Regions from separate parts of the Mus musculus genome. Here region 2 is linked to region 1. A link is a loop called in an ENCODE intact Hi-C map of the cell type or tissue named here. Cell type or tissue: left cerebral cortex. All regions are shown on one strand.

What was found. A loop is a pair of places that touch in the nucleus more often than their neighbours do. Peaks named below come from ENCODE experiments on the same cell type or tissue, not always from the same donor. Only the 100,000 strongest peaks of a DNase experiment are listed, where the experiment ranks them.
Region 2: it touches region 1 in a loop (2.2-fold over the local background); 4 of 42 quality-filtered maps call a loop at or near these places.

Annotation. Positions count from the first base shown.
Region 1 is chr5:147,844,583-147,852,582 of GRCm38, forward strand. No RefSeq gene overlaps it. Among named protein-coding and RNA genes, the nearest start is that of Pomp, 12 kb to the right of the region's middle. In left cerebral cortex, CTCF peaks have their summits at 3,780 and 3,979; DNase peaks (open chromatin) are centred at 3,777 and 5,743; H3K27ac peaks cover 1,680 bases.
Region 2 is chr5:147,754,609-147,762,608 of GRCm38, forward strand. It overlaps Gm35592 (a long non-coding RNA gene), which reads right to left. Exons shown (of 3, transcript XR_377219.4): 2 at 6,707-6,844; 3 at 6,418-6,561. Among named protein-coding and RNA genes, the nearest start is that of Gm35541, 5.4 kb to the left of the region's middle. In left cerebral cortex, a CTCF peak has its summit at 3,431; no DNase peak of the experiment used is centred here; H3K4me3 peaks cover 559 bases.

The DNA.
Region 1 (8,000 bases):
CTAGGGACTTCTTATCTTTCCAAAAGCTACATCTAAGATTTTTATTTGTTATTAGCATTTGTGTAGTTTGTGTGTGTGTATGTGTGAAACATGTGCTTGAAGTTTTTGTGTGAGGTCAGAGAACAACTTTCTAGAATGGTTTTACCCTTTTCATCTTATTGAGACAGGGTCTCTGTATTTTCACTGTCTGACGAACCCAGGATAATTGGAAACTCACATCCATTCTGTCTCTACCTTCTATCTTTCAATAGAATCCTAGGATGGTAGACACATCTGACTTTTCGAGGGTTTCAGGAACCAAGCTCAGAGCCTCAAAGGATCATACAGTGTCTTAACCTACTGAGTCGTCTTGCCACCCCTCCGACAGCACTATTTCTCATTTCTGTTTGGATCTTTCTGAGAATTTGACTTTGGGAGCACAGATGTTTTGTGTTGCTCCTTAAAATATCAAACACAAACATTGTAAAAAGATGAATACGACATTTTGGGCAGTTTAGGGTACCAAGCACTGTCACCATCCTCCCACACCTCCTGTGAGTGCCGACCCATCTCTGCACAAACATGTTATCTATATGGGGGGAAGTTGGAATAATCTATACCCCTGAGTCAGCGTCTCCTTGTGTTTTCCCAGAAACAGACGTGTCACGATGCTTTTCGGGAAGCATAGACACTATTAGAATTCCAGGCTAGTGAGACAGGGAAGAGGAGGCTGTCATCCGAGTATATTTATTGAGTGATTTCCTCCAAGGAATTCTGGACACACAGTGCAAAGCTCACATTATACTGCTCTGGGTCAACAGAGCTGGGGTACTCACATCAATTCCCACAGTCTGAAGACTGAAGAAGGAGGAGAAGGAAGTGTGGGTGGCCACACTTAGGGTGATTGGCTGGAACTTGTTTGAGACACATCTAATGCCTTAAGTGGCATGGGCGGATCCAGAGTGTATGCTGTCCTTCTGTGTTCAAGCAACACTAATTATAGCCCAGACACTTCCTGGTTGCCACAGAGTTTTTACACGTCAGGGGTTAATTTCTGCATATTTCATAATGGAATCAGAACTTACCTAGTCCTTTCTTACCGAATAGATGGTTAGGTTGCTACAAAATGGAGGGGCACCCTGCCAACAGGTCCCTCAATTATTCAAATCCCAAACCTTAAAAAAAAAAAAAAAGAAAAGAAAAAAGGCATAGAGTATCCCAATATCGGGGGATGGAATGCTATGTTCTTAACAAAACGTTTCCTTTTTTGTTGTTATGTTTTGTTTTGTTTTGTTTTGTGTAACAAGCCAAGCAGAAACTTGTGTGAGAATCAGGAACCCCGAGAGTGTGCAATGCACTCTGTTATTTAGGGTGACGGCTTAATTACAAGTATAGGATCATGCAACAGCCATGCCTTGTTCTATGGGATTTATTAGGTCTCTAAACTCTGCCTACCAAAATTTCACATGAGGGCCGTGATACAGCCATGAGGACGGCTTCAGATGGAAAATAAAGGTGAACTGAGAATCCAGGAACACTCTTTGAGCTGATGTAAAAAGAGAGAGAGAGAGAGAGAGAGAGAGAGAGAGAGAGAGAGAGAGAACCCATTTCTGGAATGAGCACTCAAGCCCATCTGACCCCACCACTCACTCATTCAGTTTGGGCAGGTACCCTGGACCTCCATTCTTTAAACAGAACTATCCCTTAGGCCGAGAGGAGAATAACCTCCTTGTTGGACGTCTGTCTGTCTCCCTCCGATAAGTCCCTGCCCTCCACTCTGTCCTGCCTAGAAGATCCCCTTCTAGGGAGCAATGGTTGGGCACAGGCTGACTCCAGTGAGCTCACATAGATCTTCCTAGGCCCTTTGTGTGTGTGTGTGTGTGTGTGTGTGTGTGTGTGTGTATCTGTGTGTTTGTGTGCATATATGTATGCTTTTATGCATGTATATGTGTGCTCATAGGTGTTCATATATGAGGAAGCCATAGGCTGACATGGAATATCTTCCTTGATCACTTTCTGTCTTAGATTTTTGGTTTGATTTTTTTTTTCTTTTGAGACAGGGCTTCTCTGTGTAGTCCTGACTGTCCTGGAACTCTCTGTAGACCAGGCCTGGCCTTGAACACACACAGATCCATCTCTGTGTCTGCCTCCCGAGTGCTGGGATTAAAGCCATGTGCCACCACTGCCCGGCTTCCATCCTAGTTTTTGAGACCAGGTCTCTCACTGAACCTGGAGCTTATTGATTGTCCTAGGCTGGCCTCACTCACGGATCCACAGATCTCCATCTCTGCTTCCCCTGTGCTGGGACTACAGATGCACACTGCTATGTGTGGGTTTCTTATCTACATAGGTTCTGAGAGACCACCCAATTCCTCAGGCCTGTATGGTAAGCACGTTACTAACTGAGCCATCTTCCGGCCTTCCCTGAAGCCCGTTAGTACGAGCTCACTCTCCTGTGCTTTCTTACCAACTGTGACAAATGTGCCACCTTGATGCTCAAAAGAGGGACCCCACCCTAGGCGTGGCAGCATGCACCTGTAGTCTCAACACTTGAAGGTGGAGCAGGGGGTGGGTTGTGAGTTTGAGACCAGCCTGGGCTACAAAGTGAAAACTTGTCTCAAAAAATTTTTTGTTTTGTTTTGTTTGGTTACACTTAATACCCAAAACTGCTCGAAAACTGGGGGAGGGGTATTCATGTTAAAAATCATTGTCCAAATGAAAAGACAAACATTTACAGATCTTGTGCTGAATTCCTGGAACTCCACATATACGTCCATGCACCCCAGGGTCTTTGTTGGTGTAAGGAATGCTGGAGTGAGCTTTTCTGGAACGATGTCTGTGTCTCTGTTTTGAATGTCCCAGAATCCCGCCTCCATAGATGTTCTGGGGACTTTCAGCCCTGCCTCCAGACATGTTCTGGGGACTTTTGCTTTTGGAGAGCAGTCAGGACACATGATCTCTAACTCCAAGATTACACAATTCCAGTTTATGTGAAGGCTCAGCCTTGAATTAACTCCCCTCGTCTGCTTTCCACTGACCGTTCGCTGGCTCAGAGCCAGAACAACAATATGCTCAGACAAGTAACTCTCTAAATCTCCAAATCTCTCTCTCTCTCTCTTTTCTTATTCCCATAACCTTCTCCAACAATTTCATTTAGCTGACCAATTGTCAATTTGGGGTCCTGGGAAAGAATAAGGAATAAACTCCCTTTGTTCCATCCAGCAAATCCAAACTCCATTCCTTTCTGACGGCCAATCATGTGCGCCCGAGCTAAGCTCCACCATAGGGGCTCCGTTTTATATCTTGGGGTAATCCCCTGGACTAACTGTTCCCTTAGAGCAAAACCTTAGAAACTTTATCTCCGTATTCCCTTTGGACAATATTTCCTTCCAGGAATTTGAGACTAGGACTGGATCTGTAAGTGAACTCTTGGAAGTTCTAAATGGTTTATACACTATTGAATTCCTCACATGTATACAACTTTGGTTTGTATCAGCGAACAGCACTGGCCATTTGCGTTGTGACTTCACCGGCATTGAGGTGCTAAAAATCCTTTGCAATGGTTCCATTCATTTCTTTCAATGCAGTGGAATTCTCAGTTGGGGGGGAAGAGCTGTTTTTCATTTGAAAGTGGAAAGCCGGGTCCTAGGGACATAGGGAAGGAACAGACCTCGCGAGCTGAGTTTTCAGTCTGTCCCTCCATCATATCAGTGCTCTTTACATTTTGTGAGCACTTGATTTAGGACATTCAGAAAAGAGCGCCAGCCCAGAGCCGCGTCTTTTTATCGCCACCTACCGTCGTCTTTGAGAACTGCACGAACATTCCCTCTAATCCCAAACACCCTAGAGACAGGGACTCCAATCCACTCTAGAAACTAGAGGCACTGTACTGGGACAGGAAGAAAGAAGACTATGGAAACGATGTTCTCAGATGCTGGGTAGTGAGCCTGGAAAATGAGTCACTGATGGAAGCCCATCTGTCACTAATTTTATTTTTTAGATTTTTAAATGTTACTTTATGAGTATGAGTGTTTGCTCACAGGCATGTATGTGCACGGTATTAAGCCTGATGCCCGTAGAGGCCACAAGAGGGCATTGTGTCCCCTGGAACGAGAGTTACAAAGAGTTGTCAGCTTGCCCCGTGAGTGAGTGCTGGGAACCTAACCCAGGTCCTCTGCCACAGTGCAAGTGCTCTTAGCCTCTGAGGCTCTCTCCAGATCCCAGTCTCTTAATTTTTTTCAAAATGGAAGTCTTAGTTGGAAAAGATTTCAACCAAAGCTCAAGTAGCCTGAATGACGTTTTTCAAAGTGATCTTCTAGATTGTTCTCAAACGGAATTAAGAGGAGTCCTTTGACAGCAGCTCTGTGCAGAGGTGTGTTGGTTCTATCAGTTCTCCCAGACTGCTCTCTGTTTGAAAGAAGCCATTACAAGGTTAGCATCAGTGTATCTTGGAAAAGATTGACAGCCTAAGAACAGATAAAACATGCCTCCCTGAGATTCTCCTCTTTGGTGGTGACCCCCCCCCCCCCCCGCCCAATACTTTGCTAGTTCCGGGATAGGTTGGGTGGGTTAGAGTTGGGGGGCTTCCAGAACTTCTCAGAACACGAATGACGAGGCTGTTGTCCAGAGGGGCCCCCTGAGAATCGTGTTTGGGAACAGGCCGACCCCATGAGGTATATTATCTTTGCCACATTTTGCTGCTTTGTGGGAAATTTATTTTTAATCTTTAACAAAGCCAACCATGTTTATCTGAAGCGCTGAAAAACTTTAATAGTTTAAAACAAAACTTTTAAAAAATAATTAAACCGACAATGAATACTGAAACATGAAAGTCAGACCGACTGTTACCTTAACAAGAAAGGGCTTCCCAGAGATCAAACAGAATGCTGTTTGTTTTATTTGCTAATGGCAAATAACAAGTACTTTCACTTTAAGGGATTCTGAGGGTTATTGAAGGAGTCCAGAAGTTTCTACTGACCTACTCCCACCAAGGCAAAGGTTTCCCACACCTTGGGTTCACAGAGCTGGGAAACGTGCTATCCTGAACGCGTAGAAGGTAGCACATGATTGGTGCCTTTAGCATGAGCACACCTTATCCAAAATGATGGAGAAGGGGGACTCCCTCAGATTTTTTTTTCCCTGCATAGTGCTTACTCAGCTCAACTCTGAGAAGTCTGCAGCTGCATGCTTGCTGCATTTCTCAATGACTGAACTGCTTCTCTCAGTGCACCCACTCACCATGATCTGGCTTTTATATGAGCCCTGCTGAGAGGCAGAGGCAGGCAGATCTTGGGGAATTCAAGGCCAACCTGCTCTACATGGGGAGTTCCAGGCCAGCCAGGGTTACATAGTGAGACCTGTCTCAAAACAGTGTCAGAGGGCAGGAGACACCCCCCCCCCCCCCCCCCGCTTTATAAAGAGAAGATTCAGGAAAAACAAACCCTTTAAGGATCAAATCCTTTAAGTGGATCAATTGTATCAGATCAACTAGTAGAGTTTTTTTTTCCCCCTCTGGAGACAAACTTGGCTTTGGATCAGGAAAGAGAATATTTTCAAGTTGTTCTTTTATTTTTAAACTGTATCCCACGTTCCATACATAGGCTTTAATTTGCTTTCCAGAGCACTTCAGTTAAATCCTCAACACAGATAGCATTCTCACCTAGCCTGAGTCTATGAATTTCCATTCAATGCTGATTTCACCCTTTCTTTGGAACATTGGCCCAAGGCCGGGCGGATTCTAAATGAGGGGACACTTGGTGATATCTCTGTGGGAAGGTTCTTTGTGACCGGTCACATCCTGATCTGCCAATTTATGAGTGAGGAGGCAGCTGCTGCTCCAACTTCACAACTGCAGCCCAGAAATAGAACTTGAGGTTCTTTTAATATGCACGTTATCTAGATAAAGCTATATCTGGGATGCCCCTGACAGGTTCTCTGACTCTTCGCTTTGTTTCTACAAACTAAATATAGAACTGTGAGCGACTCTTTTTTTTTTTTTTCCTCTTCTTCTCCTCGTGTGCATCTAAGCATACAAGGAAATCAGGCTGCTTCTAAAAGAAAAATAAGCCCTGTTTCTTCTTGGAAACCCTTTTGAGGTCAGCAGTTCTGAAGTACAGGGATCGGAGCAGAAAGGAGCAGAAAGGACTTCTTCTCTGATTTTCCCACCCTGCCCTGTGAATGATGTCCTTCCATGGTCAGGGCGGGGGAGCAAGGCATTTGTTGTAGTAATACTGAATAACCCTCCTGTGTAAAATCACCTCAGGTTGACCCCCACTTTAACTCCAGAGACCGTGGAAGGAGGAAAAAGTGCAGCCACCCTCCTCATGGTGACAATGACTGCTGGGTGCTTGCTGAGAGGTCTGTCCTGCTTGGTGTGATCACGGCCATTATTTTAAAAGCAGGTGACACTCTGATGGTTGGGCTACATCAACCGGGTACTGGGAGGTGTGCAGAAAAAGAGAGCTTTGTATTTTGAGGAATCTATTCGACTGTGGGGCCATTCCAAGGCAGAGGGCACAGTTTCTAAGCTACCACATCTTCATCATAGGACCTGGCTACCACACAGACTACTCCTTCAGCATGTTGTCTTCCCATGATGAATTTGATTTAGGATTTCTTATAGTGACCAAGAGGGAAATGTAGCAGCGATGAATGAGATTAATACATCTTTCAAGAATATCCGGGGGAGGGGGGAGGAGCCAAAGCCAGGGAGCATTTTATCACTGAGCAACAACAGCCCAGGCTCCTAGTGCGTGCGTGCATGAGTGAGTGTGTGTGTGTGCATGCACTCAAGTACATGTATCGCATGTGCCTATGCCGTGTGCTGCATATGGCGAGTTATGTGTTTGTGTGAATGTATGGTGTGTTTTAGGTATATGTCTGCGGTTCTGCAGTGTGTGTGTGTGTGTGTGTTGTGTATAGTGTATGTATGAGGGAGTATGATGTGTGCACATGGTGTATGTGTTTGTGTGTGGTGTGTGTGTGTATATGTCTGTGTGTGTATGCCCTATACATGTACGGTATATGTGTGTGGGTGTGTATGCTGCCAGAGCAGGGAGTATGAATGTCTACATGTTCATGTTAACACAGACGTGCATATGTAGAGGTCAGAGGACAAGCTCAGGTGTTCACTCTCGACTTGCACTTTTGGCTCTGTGTACACCAAGCTTACTGGGTCATGAGCTTCCAGAAATCCTGCCTCACCTCCCATCTCAATAGGAGTGTTGGGATTATAGATCTATGCATCTGTGTCTGGCTTTGTGTAGGTCTGGGACACTGGGCTCAGATTTTTGTGTTTGCATGGCAGATGCTCTACCCACTGAGCCATCTCAGCCCTTTAAGGTTTTCTTCCTCCTCCTCCTCCTCCTCCCTCTCCCTCTCACTCTTTTGTTTTTTTCAAGACAGGGTTTCTCTGTATAGCCCTGGCTGTCCTGGAACTCACTCTGTAGACCAGGCTGGCCTGAAACTCAGAAATCCGCCTTCTTCTGCCTCCCAAGTGTTTTCTTTCTTTCTTTCTTTCTTTCTTTCTTTCTTTCTTTCTTTCTTTCTTTCTTTCTTTCTCTTCCTTCCTTCCTTCCTTCCTTTCTTTCTTTCTTTCTTTTTTTCTTTTTTTCTTTCTTTCTGTTCTCCATGCATGTATGCTTGCATGCCAGAAGGGGACACCAGATTTTCATTATAGATGGTTATGAGCCACTATGTGGTTGCTGGGAATTGAACTGAGGACCTCTAGAAGAGCAGTCAGTGCTCTTAACTGCTGAGCCATCTCTCCAGCCCCAGCCCTACCCCTTTTTTTGTAAATGTTTGAATGTAGTGTGAGGGGGGATGTAAATGCATGTGTGTTTGCACATGGAGGCTAGAGATTGACTTCCACTGTCTTCACCTACACTCCATTTGATCTTTTGGGAAAGATCTCGGCACTGCTGATTGGCCAGCCAGCTTCAGGGATTTCCCTGTTTCTCCAACACTCCCGCCTCACTGTCCCCAGCACCCCTTGATTAGGGATGCACTCGGCCACCTGGCTT
Region 2 (8,000 bases), 90 kb before region 1:
TTGTGCCTCTCATGTGGGCCAAGTTGACACATCTGCATTGGATACAGGTACACATACATGGGTTAGTGATTTGTTGGAAGACAGGATCCATGGTTGTCTGATTCCAACACTGATGAAATTCGACAGGAAGCTTCAATTTGTGGTTCTCCCCTCTCACTCTCTGTACCGGTCACATTCTCCTCAACAAGTGGCTCCAATGTGGTTTGTCTTTGGCCAGGTACAGAGCATACTTGGAACATAGTAATCCCTCAACGTACACATTCACTGAAGAGCAGAGATGCTGTCAACTTTTTGATCTAATTGGGAGGTGACCCGATTAGATTACATTGATCTGATTGGGAAGATACTGCATGGTACTACAGTCATTCAAAGGCCACATCGGAGCACTGCGTGAATCTATAATGATGACATTTTCGTCCCTTTGCTTCTCCCAGGGTTGATTATGCAAGGGCAGAGTGGGGGCCACTAAGCAGCCAGCCACATTGGTTACAACCTGTAGGGAATCTAGTGCAAGGGACCCACCATTTGGCCTCAGCCTGTGTTATAAGTGAAGGCTTGAGTTCAGGGTCTACTATGTTGTCTAGCCAAGCTCTGGGTTCAGTCCTGAGTCCTCAAATCGGGGGTGGGGGGGATTAAAATAGAAAACTTTTGGGCCCACGAGATGATTTTGTGAGTCAAGGCACTTGCTGTAAAATTCAACAATATGATCAATCCTTGGAATCCTTGTGCGCGTGCACACACACACACACACACACACACACACACACACACATCATGATTTGTGGGCTCCTCCCACAATAAGTGAATAGATATTTTTAAAAAGACTTGTGTACTGAAAGAGAGGGACCAGAAGTCAGAGAAACTCATTGTTACATCACGTGAATAGGCTTTCAATGTTTGAAACCTACTAAGTTAAAACAGGCCCTGACCCTGTGTAGAGTCTCTTGGGACTAAGGGGCATAGCCCAGTTAGTGGTAGTGTGACTGACGAGCTGGCAATGGTCCAGTATGGAGCGGGCAGGTCTTAAGTATGCACACCCCAAAGACAAATGGACAGACTTCCTCAAAACAAATTAGCTCAGACTCCACAGCACCTGAGGATATTGCTTAGTGTAAGTGGTCCCATGATGGCAGAACCCTCCAGAGAAGCCCCAGATGAGAGTAGTGACTGTCTGTAGCCACACAGTGAATTGAAAACTGTGTGTTTGGTTCATGTGGGCTCTTACCTGAGGAGGGAGGGAGATCCATGAAGGTTCCTTACAGAAGAGCCTGGACAACCCTTTACAAGAGATATGGTAAGGAAGGAATCAACATTCTCTGAGAGCGCATTGTTTGTTTGTTTGTTTGTTTGTTTGTTTGAACAGGGATTCTCTGTGTAGCCCTGGCTATCCTAGAAGTCACTCTGTAGACCAGGTTGGCCTTGAACTCAGAGATCCTCCTGCCTCTGCCTTCCCAGTGCTGGGATTAAAGGCGTGGACCACCACTGCCTGGCTCAAGAGTCCATTTTAAGGTCCCTCTGCACCGTGCATATCCTACTGTTAACTGCCTACTTCTATTTTGTTAAATGTTTTGTTCACCTTCTTATAATTTTTTAAAACCCAATGAGACCGTCAAGGTACATTTGTATTTCTGTCCTACAGTGAAAAATGAACACCACAGAAATGAACAAAAATTAAAATTTCTGGGGCTAGAGAGATGGCTCCGCGGTTAAGAGCACTGACTGCTCTTCCAGAGGTCCTGAGTTCAATTCCCAGCAACCACATGGTGGCTCACAACCATCTGTAATGGGATCCGATTTCCTCTTCTGGTGTGTCTGAGGACAGCGACAGTGTACTCATTTAAATAAAATAAATAATTCTTTTTAAAAAATTAAAATCTCTAGTCCCCCAGACTAGATGACAAGATATCTCAAGCTATGCAGAACTAGTGGATCTGGACATTAGCTTAGTGGTAGAGATGCTGGCCTAGCATCTCAGGTCTTGGGTTCCATCGCCCAGGTTGTAAAGACAGCTAAGTCATTCTGATGACTCAGTACGTATTCAGGGATATCAGCAAATTCAAGGCTGAGGCTAGAACTCAAGACTAACCTCTTACCTAGCATGAAAGATTCTCCTAGTTGGAACCTGAAGGAGAAGAAAGGAGTATGGCAGGTTTTGGACAAGCAAGATGCTGAGATTTGTTCAAAGCTTTCTGTCGTGTGGCTGCCCAGGACACAGGATAACCGGGAAGCATATGTATTGCTGTTAAGAATGCCAAAGGAACTGGTCACCTTCACAATTTGGCGGCTTGTTATAAATTGAAACATACACACAAGTGCCCCACCCCAACTCTTCTATTCCAAGGCATTTATTCCAAGAGGAACAAATGCTTATTTCTATACAAAGACACACGGGAAAATGTTTGTGGTGGCAATATCCACAGTGCCGGAACTGGAAACAAAATAAGATGTTTGTCAGTTGATGGGTAGATAAACTGTGGTATGTCCATGCAGCAGAGGACTGCTATTCTACAGGGAAAAGGAGAAAATTGCTGCTACATGCAATACCATGGGTGACTCTCTAATGCATTATGCTGAATGAGAGAAATGAAACACTGAAGGCACAGACCTGGGATTGCATTTATGAGGCATTTGAAAAAAGGCAAAGCTATGGACACAAACATCGGATTATTGTTTTCCTGGAGCCAGGGGTGCATAGAGGGATTGACAGGGAAGCGTCATGGTAGAAGTGTTTAAGAAATAGTTTGTATTCCGCTTGCGGTAGGGTTAATGTGACTGTGTAAACTAACTCAGGCCTAAGCTCCTAAAAGGGTGAGTACTTCAAGCCAGGCCTAAGTAGTGGTGCATGGCTTTAATCCCAGAACTTGGGAGGCAGAAGCAGTCAGGTCTCTAAGTTCAAGGCCAGCCTGGTTCACAGAACAAATTCCAGGATAGCCAGGGCTAAACAGGGAAACCCTGTCTCAAAAACAAAAGCAACAAACAAACAAACAAAACAAAACAAAACAAAACAAAACAAAAATTGTACTTCAACGGCTGAGCATAGTGGAGCGTGCCTTTAATTCCAGCACTCAGGAGGCAAAAGTAGGCAGATCTCTGTGAATTTGAGGCCAGCCTGGTCTACATAGTGAGTTCCAGTACAGCCAGAGCTACAGAGTGAGACTTTGTCTCAGAAAAAAAAATATCTATGTCTATGTCTGTCTATATGTCTATGTCTATGTCTATGTCTATGTCTATGTCTATGTCTATGTCTATGTCTATGTCTATGTCTATGTCTATATATCCAGAAACCTGGTTTTAAAATTAACCTCATTATCATTTTTAAAAAGATTATTTTTATTTTACATGTGTGGGTGTTTTGCTTACATGTATGTCTGTGTACCATGTACATGCAATACCTATGCAGGCCAGAGAGGGCGTCAGATCCCCTGGAACTGGGGTCACGATTGTGAGCTGCCGTGTTAGGTGCTGGGAACTGAACCTGGTCTTCTGCAAGAGCAAGCATTGAGTGCTCTTAAATGCTGAGCCATCTCCCTCAGCCTCCTTATCACATCTTAATAGCTCGCTGCCTTTTGATAATTTACATGGAATCACTCTTCAGTGAACTTCCATCAAATTGCCCAGAAGCGAAACCAGAAGCCAGACTCCTCCTCCTGGTCGTTTGCTGGTGGCGTGGGAGGGCGTGGTCAGGCTACAAGGAGCAGCCTCCACAGCCTAGGAGGCTTTCTGAGGAATTCTTACTCATTCAGGAAACTCCCAGCCACAAACTTGGCCATGGAAGGTGCAGACCTTGTTGGAGGGTCTTCACAGTCAGCACGTGGCAAAAATCACTCAGGGTTCTGCTGCTTGGTCCTGAAGCAACCGATATTGGTCAGCACACAAATGCACGCATGTGCAGTGGGAAGCCTGGAGCCCCTCTGAATGGGACCTAATAAAGGACGGTTAATGAGTGAGAGATCACTGCTTAGCAGATAACATCTGTAGAAACGAAGCCCAGGCTGGGAGTTCTGTGCGCAGCAGCGGGAGATTCTCAAAGTGAAAGCAGCATCCCTGTTTCCTTCGCATCTCCAATCCAGCAAGCATCTACAGAACAAGCAGGTCGTGGAATATCCTGCTCCAGTTGAAATAGCCTACCACCACAAATCCCGGGAAGACTGTAGCGGGCTTCAGACAGACAGGACAATATGTCAGTTTGTATTCAGAGCCTTGATTACTTCACTTTCATTTCATCAAGTGAGCTCTTCCACAAGACATCCACCCTCCTCTTCCTCTTCTTCCTTCTCCTTTCTCTTTTAAACCATTTTCAGCAGTGCTAGCTATATTTATACTGTTGAGCAATCTTTCTCCCCTGTTAAACTGAAACTGACCCCATTAAACACCAACTCCCCGCTCCTCCCCCACCTCCCCGCCCCCCAGATCCTGCCCACCAATTCCAGGAAATGGATTCCTATAGGTAGCTCATAAGGGCAGATTTGTATAGGGTCTGCTTTTTTGTTACTTCCCCGTTTCCCTTAGCACAGTGTGTTGCAAGCTCATCCATATTATGTGGATGATTAATACTCCAAGGTATGTGTAACCCCGTTATCTATGGCACATGAGCTGCTTGGCTGTTCTAAGACAGCTACAGACATGGTATAGTAATAATTCTTTGAGCATCTATTTGGAATTGGGGGAGCGGGGAGGGTTAGACCAGGAAATAAAGGTGTAAGCCATAGGATAATTCTTTTAATTATTTGAAGGATCTCCATATTGGTTTTCCAAAATGGCTGCAACTTGATCCACTCTCACCATGGCACACGTACATCCCGATCTCGTCACGTCTTGACGGTGTTCGTTGTTTTCTATTTCCTTTCCTCTGCTCTTCTTTGCCATAGCCATCCTAATGGATGTGAGGTGCTACCCTGGTCCATTAGCCTGGATGCTAACTTGCTCCCAGAGTGGCTCATGCTCTAAGGGCCTTAAGCACAACCACTCTGAACAGGTACAATGGGATGGAGCTTTTCTTAACACATTTATGTAAGAGTATTAATGCTAAATTATGGATGCTTTCTGTCCTTGCGAGGTTGAGTCTACTAACAGCCCAAGGGAGGTACATTTCCTTTTTAGATAAAAAGTTTCCTGTTTCCATAGCTTTGCCCCGCCCCCTGCTGCTCCTCCTTCCTTGTTGGATGTACCTCTAGATTCCTTTGACCTGTCTCATGCTTCATGTGCCCCCTGAAGGTGAAAGTTCCCCCCCCCTTTTAATCAGCCCTTTTCTTTCATAGTACTGTCCATAGACAGCTGTAGCTATCTATGCCCTTGACTTTGATAGGACTAGCAGATTGAGTATCTCAATCCAGGTGGCACTTAAACATTCATGGGCCTTCCAGTCATGCTATAGGTAGCCTACTGCCTTCAAGTTCAAACTATACTTGGTCCCTTCCCCTTCCAAACTTGAAGTCCGAGTTCCTAGCTATGTGTTTGTCAAAGCCAGAGACCTGAGGATCAGCCTGTCACACAAGTATGACATCACTTTTCCACCCTGTCTTGAGTCAGCCTTTAGAGAGTCACATTCAGAGAGGCTCACAGCTGATGTGGGTGTACACACTCATACATGTATAAACCTTCATGCAGGATGGGATATACCTGGTGGGTAGACAATGGGATGAGGGGGCAAAGGGGGGGACAGTTTTCAGTTCAGGGGACATTTGGCAGTGTCTAGAGCCTGGGGTGGCACTATGGAGTGTTGCTAGCTTCCAGTGGGCTGAAGCTAGAGATGTTAAACAGCTTATGGGACTTGGGGTGACCTCTCCAATCCTGCCCCAATATGGTCCTAGACTTCTGCCACCCTGTGCCCCCAGGTTCCCCTTCACTGGAGACTGAGGCAAACCTTGTCTGCTCAGAGTTGCTTGTGGACCAGAGCCTTATGTACAGAAGCACCTCAGCATCTCCAGGGCACCCAGTCCCACCTTCTTCCCACTACCAAGGCAAAAGTGTGACTGACCGACATAAAGGTATAGAAGTCTGCATTCCTATAACATATACAAGTGACTGAGTGTGTGAGTGCTTTTAATCCCAGAACTTGGAAGGCAGAGGCAGGTGGATCTCTGAGTTCAAGGCCAGCCTGGTCCATAGAGTGAGTTCCAGGATAGCCAGGGCTACACAGAGAAAAAAAGAAAGAGAGAGAGAGAGAAAAAAGGATAGAAACATTAGCTTCTTTCAGGGACTTTAGCTTCTTTCAAGTTATTGTAGAAGTGGCAAGCTTAACTGGGTAGATGCAAAGTGCCTGAACAGGTAGACAAGGACTGGACCACAAAGACCAGTTCCCGTCACACCGCAAGTACTTGGTATCTGTTCATTGTTCCAAATGTTTGTTGAGGATTTTGACCAACAATCCTCTCCTCTAGGAATTGATGAATAAACAAGGAATACACAGAAACGCTGTTTTACCAGACAGCAGGTTAAATAAAGACGTTTATTTACTACTTAAGGAGACTGGTGTGACCGCTGTTTACAGACGCTGCCTTGGCTGCCCTATCAGGCCTTCCCTGAGGGCTATCTTGGAGACTGTGGTGTTTGAGTCAAATCCTGAAAGAGATGCAATCAACAGAAACTGAAAGGGAACATTCCCTGGGAGGAGAGAATAACTTGTGTAAATGCCCCCCACCCCCACCCCAGGCAGAATCAAAGATCAAAACCCCCCACCACACCCTCCCACAACCCCCCCACTCACCAGAGCATCCCAAAGAACAAAGGAGATCAGTAGGCTCTGGGCTTAGGAGTCAGAGGGCAAGGGGGGCAGCACAGAGTTGAAGAGGTAGGCGAAGAGCCGACCAGGCAGAGTCTTGCAGGGCAGACGTGTGGCTCTTATCTGTGATGCAATGGAAAAACATTCGATCGGTCCTGGGCAGCAAGCTGTTATCTCTTTTAGAAACAATTGTCTGACTCGGGGGAGTCCGCAGGTAAACTTCTGGAACACAAAGGAAAACTACAAAGGGTTTCGAGAGCAAAGGAATGGTATTTCCACGTAGATTTGGCATTGTTAAAGGCTATTTGAATTTCTGAGACTGTGAAGGGAAAAGAGAGAAGACAGCTGGCTTATTTAAAAACGTGAATTTTGAAAATTCTTGTGGGGTGTGAGGAGCTGTGTGTGTGTGTGTGTGTGTGTCTGTGTGTGTGTGTGTGTCTGTGTGTGTGTGTGTGTGTCTGTGTGTCCATTCCTAACCGACACAGAGCTTGTGTGGAGCTCAGAGAGTAACTTGCAGGAATCGGTTTCCCATTTCAACTTGTGGACCCCAGGGACTGAACTCAGGTTGTCAGGCTCAACCAAGGAGACAGCAAGGACCTTTACCTGCTGAGCCATCTCACAGGCTGCCTTTGCAAGATTTTAATTTGCTTCTTATGCCTTAGCAAATGGTAGATATTAGTTGATTCTTCTTTTGTTTGTTTGTTTAATTGAATTAAACAACTGCAGGAAGACAGGTATTCGAGAATTTGTCTGTGTTTACATTACTGTCAAGGAGTTCTATTCTGACATCCACAGACATTTATCATGCAGGCTGCCCTCTCTGCTCCTGAGAGCGTTTCCCCTCCTCCTCCCAGGCACGCCCCACCTTCCAAGGCCGAGTCAGTTTGTTTTAAATGTAGATTCTGGGGCTGGATAGAAGGCTCAGTGGTTGAGAATGTTGCTGTTAGTTACTGCAGAGAATTGAGTTCAATTCTTAGCGTGCACACTCACACACAGACACCACGTGCACACACGCACACACACATACACACACGTATATGTGTGTGTGCATGCACTGGAATTTTTTTCAGCCACAAAAAAGAAAACAAATTAGGTTGTAAGGAAACTTCTTTGTGGCTGAAAAATTTCTATCGTATGTGTGTGTGTGTGTGAGAGCATGTGTATATATGTGTATATGTATGTGAGTGTGTCTATATGTGTTTGTATGTGTGTGTATGTGTGTGATGTATGTTTGTATGTATATGTCTGTGTGTATGTGTGTTTGCTTGTGTATGAGTGT